Linked DNA regions of Homo sapiens: region 1 is linked to region 2. Evidence: chromatin loops called from intact Hi-C (ENCODE). Cell type or tissue: endothelial cell of umbilical vein. All regions are shown on one strand.

What was found. A loop is a pair of places that touch in the nucleus more often than their neighbours do. Peaks named below come from ENCODE experiments on the same cell type or tissue, not always from the same donor. Only the 100,000 strongest peaks of a DNase experiment are listed, where the experiment ranks them.
Region 1: a loop joins it to region 2, with 2.9 times the contacts of the local background. A loop is called at or near these places in 2 of 110 quality-filtered maps.

The regions. Positions count from the first base shown.
Region 1 is chr3:69,450,195-69,452,694 of GRCh38, reverse strand. It overlaps a transcript of FRMD4B not described here. Among named protein-coding and RNA genes, the nearest start is that of FRMD4B, 65 kb to the right of the region's middle. In endothelial cell of umbilical vein, a CTCF peak has its summit at 1,003 (motif pointing left); no DNase peak of the experiment used is centred here.
Region 2 is chr3:69,791,219-69,793,718 of GRCh38, reverse strand. All of the region lies in intron 1 of MITF (melanocyte inducing transcription factor), which reads right to left. Among named protein-coding and RNA genes, the nearest start is that of MITF, 53 kb to the right of the region's middle. In endothelial cell of umbilical vein, a CTCF peak has its summit at 1,420; a DNase peak (open chromatin) is centred at 1,498; H3K27ac peaks cover 227 bases.

The DNA of each region.
Region 1 (2,500 bases), 340 kb after region 2:
CTCTAAATAGGTATAAGACAAGACTAATGTCTAGTTTCTCTCTGTTTCATCAGTCTCTGCCCAAGTGTCACTTTTTCTATTAGAGATCCAATGTGTATTTGATAATGATTCTTTCATTCACTTGACAAATATGTGTTGAACTCATACTCTGTGCCAGGCTTCCCTGGGAACTTAATAAACTTTAACTCAATACCTAGCATAATCCTGACAGGGTAGAAATTATTAGCTTTGTTTCACAGATAAGGAAATTGGGGTAGAAAGTCTAAATGACTTGCTCAAGGTCACCCACTCGGTAAGTGGCAAGAAAAGATTTCGCTTTTGACCAGCTCCAAATCACATGCCCTTTCTACTTAAGCATGCCAATCCTGTTGATCCTTCACCTCTGCCCAGTTGCTTCCTCAATACTGTCTTCTTCTTTGTATATACACACTTATTACAATGCTTGTTAATAGTCCAGCTTTCCCAGTAGACTTCATGTGAGGACATAAACTATTTCTCTTCCGATCACTGTTGCATCCCTAGTGCTTTGCACATGGCTGGCACTTAGTAAATAATCTGGTGAACATATGAAGGAATAAATGATGATGCTTCTTCCTCCTACCATTATAAAGTTCGTGTTGAATTCCATTTTCCTGGAGAGGAACAACTCAGTGTCTCAACAATATTGTAAACATTTGTTTTGTATTTTATTTATTTAGAGCTCCATTATGCAAAGAAGAAATCCATTTATGTGAGAGTCTGGGAAAGAAATCTCTCCTTCCCTGCTTGTCTCTCTTTCTGCACAGTATGTTATCTCAGACCAACATGACACCACCAGCCACCTGTCTTTTGTCAAAAGAGAATATGCATCCTCATAACAGCTGTGTGCTGGCTGTTGCCAGGGCCTTAGTACAGAGCTGGGACTGGTGTTTTTTTAAATTATCTTGGCATAATTTTTTCATTATGGAAGTGATCTGAATAGGTTGTAACATGCCAGGACCACCTAGTGGTTATAAGAAGTAAACCATCTTACCCACCAGAGAAGAAAGGCATCTTGGCATGAGAGGATTGCTGAGCTACAAACCATAAGGAATGGTTGCTAGTCTCAGCTTTGCCATGTTCTGTCTCTGCACTTGTGGGTGGATAAGCCATGATACCTCATTGCTGTAAACCTTATTTTTCATACCTATAAAGAGAAGACATTAAAATAGACCAGGGAGGACAGCACCATGGCCTGTGTACCACCGTGCTGTTTCCACCTTCCACTGCAGACATTGCTGATCAATCACAATATATTCTTCCACTGATCCAGGCTACAGCTTCATAAACCTTATCACAGCACTTCCTACAGCTATCATCCATCAGTCACTGATCATTGCCAGGCCAACAGTTCTTTCTGGAGTCTCACAAATGTAGGTAGTGGTTTATTGTTTGTTTGTTTGTTTTGGTGCAGGATAGGAAGAAAAGAGATCGCAGCAGGACAGTTTTTATTCTCAAAAACCATCCCTACTTTACTTGGAAATCACCACCCTGGCTATGATAAAATCACACATCATCCTCTGATATTACCCTGATGTGGAAAGGTCCCTGGGGCCCTGCTGGTTCCTGGAAGCACTGAGAAGCAGAGGCTCGGAGTGGAAGGAGGGAGCCACATTCTTTCTGAAGCTCTGCTAGAAGTCATCATTAGGATATGGCCGCAGCCTTGTACATAATCTAAAACTCGAGATATTAGCTGGGTTGTGGGAATTTCTTCTTATTAGTCAGAGCCCCAGTGTGTGGCTCTTCAGATAACTGTTTAAATTTGGACTTTTCTGGGAAAGTTTAGTTTAGTGGGAAGGCCATCAGAAAATGACTTTTCATGGCAAATGTACCATCAGATGGAAAAAGGCCACAGAACTGGCTTACATTTTTTGTTGTTGTTGTTTTGTTGTTGGGGTTTTGTTGTTGTTGTTGTTGTTTTGGAGGTGGAGTTTCACTCTTGTCGCCCAAGCTGGAGTGCAATGGCACAATCTTGGCTCACTGCAACTTCCGCCTCCTGGGTTCAAGCGATTCTCCTGCCTCAGCCTCCCGAGTAACTGGGATTATAGGCACGTACAACCATGCCCAGCTAATTTTTTGTATTTTCAGTAGAGACGGGGTTTCCCCATGTTGGACAGGCTCGTCTTGAACTCCTGACCTCAGGTGATCTGCCTGCCTTGGCCGCCCAAAGTGCTGGGATTAGTGGTGTGAGCCACCACCCCCAGCCTATTTTGTTTTTTTTTGAGACAGCGTCTCACTCTGTCACCCAGGCTGGAATGAACCTGAGCTCAAGCGATCCTCCCACCTCAGTCTCCCAAGTAGCTGAAACTACAGGCCCATGCCATGATGCCTGGCTAATTCTTTTCAGGCTGATCTATAATTCCTGGGTTCAAGTGATCCTCCTGCCTGGGCCTCCCAAAGTGCTGGGATTACAGGCAAGAGCCACGACATTTGGCCTGAAGTGGTTTACTTTTTTAAAGCATAAAAACGTGAACATAAATAA
Region 2 (2,500 bases):
GTTGCCAAGTGTTGGTGAATACATAAAGAAAAGTAGTGTTCTTCCACATAACTGGGTTTTTAAATATATACCTTATATACATTATAGGAGTGGTTCTCAACAGGAGCAATTTTTCCACCCAAGGAACATCTGGCAGTGACTAGAGACATTTTTGGTCATCATAACTTGAGCATTGGGAGAGGGTGCATGCTATGAGCATTGGGAGAGGGTGCATGCTATGAGCATCTAATGGGTAGAAGCCAGGGACGCTACGTGTTCCACAACACACAGCACAGCTACTCACACCAAAGAGCTATATGACCTAAAATGACTAAAATGCCGAGCTTGAGAAATCCTTCACTATACAGCATAGATAGCTATAATGCAAAAATTCAAAGAGGTAAATCAGCAAATTAGAAAATCTGGCTGGGTGCAGTGGCTTACGCCTGTAATCCCAACACTTTGGGAGGCCGAAGCAGGCAGACTGCTTGAGCCTAGTAGTTCAAGACCAGCCTGGGCAACATGGCGAAACCCCATCTCTACAAAAAATACAAAAAAATTAGCCAGGTGTGGTGGCAAGCGCCTATAGTTCCAGCTACTCAGGAGGCTGAAGTGGGAAGATCACTTCGGCCCAGGAAATCGAGGTTGCCCAGGAACGGTGATTGCACCACTGTACTTCAGCATGGGTGGCAGAGGGAGACCCTGTTTAAAAAAAAAAAAAAAAAAAAAAAAAAAAAAAAAGCTAAAGACTTTAGCCCATAAAACAAGAAAAAATTTAAAGTAATAAAGCAAATGAAACATTTAGAAACCCTTTAATTTTCCTCTTCAAATATTATACAGGGTAAAGCTTTAAAAATATGTATGTGTAATTAAAATATGCAATGCTATCTTTTTAGTGGAGGAGAGGAAATTTTTAGTGGGGCAGAGGAATCAATCAATAAGGAATTTTATGAATAAATTGTGATAAAACTATACTATTAAAAAAATTAGCCATTAAAAGTAGCGATTTTGAGCTAAATGTACTGATTTGGAGAGATGCCAATAAAATAATGCCAGGGAAGTCAAGTTACAAGATTCTGTACCCAGAACGAGTCCACTTTTGTAAAAATTAGAAAAACAAATTTCTCTAGATACATATCTTATTTGCATGGGTTGGGGAAGGATTGTTGATATAAACCAAACTCTTAATATTGATTTCTTTAGAAGAGTAGGATTAGGGATGGTGAGTAGGGAAATTAACCACATTTTATCTATACACTATCGTTATTCTTTTGGAATTTAAAAAAAAAATCATATAATGAAAGCTTGAGCTTAAGAAGGGAGGGAAGGAAAAAGCAAGGAGATGAGAGAGGAAAGAAAAAAAGGGCATCACTGTAACAGCACATAGGAAAACTTGAATCTGTTGTTCCTATTTTTACCAGTGAGTGCTGCTGTTGACCAATTTAATGGATAAAAGCAGTGAAATAAAATTGAAGAAAGCAACTCCAAACATCTGGCCCTTTGCTCACTATCAGACCCTTTCAGCTAGCAACACAGTTTAGTTCAGTTGGCTTTGTTTTGTTTCGTTTCTCTGATCCACTACTCATCTTTGAAAATTCTGCATCAGATAGTGATGGAATCAACTAGTCATATCTCTTTTCAAAAACAGAGGCAGCAACTGTGCTAGATGACAGCTTCACTTCTGGCAAGTACAGATGAGGATTCAGCACATCCGTCTCTACTTCAAGGAGCAACTCTCAGGGCACAGCAACTTAATTATCCAAGTCTCATTCCCAGAAAGTTCCCCGAATACCTCTGCTCCACCAGTCTTGGAAACTAAGGCCTCCTCTACTGTTGTTCACTATTATTCAAAGCATGAAACTGCATTTTCCAAGTTCTACTGCACCAATGAAATAGACCCAGCATGAAACATATAGGCAGTTCTAATAATGCCTCTTGCATACACACTTAAATGCACACACAGGGATGTCATGCAGTGCATAGCTTTGAAAAACGCACAACTGCTGCATTCCAGTATTTTGCCTCTACTTGCCATTAGATGCCACCAGCCCTATCTTGAAAAACAACAGAATAATAAGATTTAAAAGAGAAAAAACTGTGCCAGTTTGAACTTTCAAATACCCAAGGTTTTTATATTTTGCATAAGTAGCCATTCTTCTTAACTTGCCATGAAGAGGTCTTGAGCCTCTTGGGTCTCTAGATTCCTTTCTATTGACAGGCATTTTCTTACAACTTGCACATAAAGAATTGCAAAACATGGTTGTTTTTGCTTGCAAAATAATGATTTGTTACCATACTATTAATCCAGTACTAGTAAAATGAACTCAGGAACATGTATTTGTCTTTTCTCTGTTATGACACTCAAACCACCACCACCACCACCACGCTGTTAAGAAGAAAACAACTTGGAGAGCTCTTCAGCGATCATGGAGTTTTCTTTCATCCCAGACTTGAATCACAGTTGCGGAGGCCGGATTTCACAATCCCCCTCAGGGACTGCAAGTGCTGGCGCCAATCACAG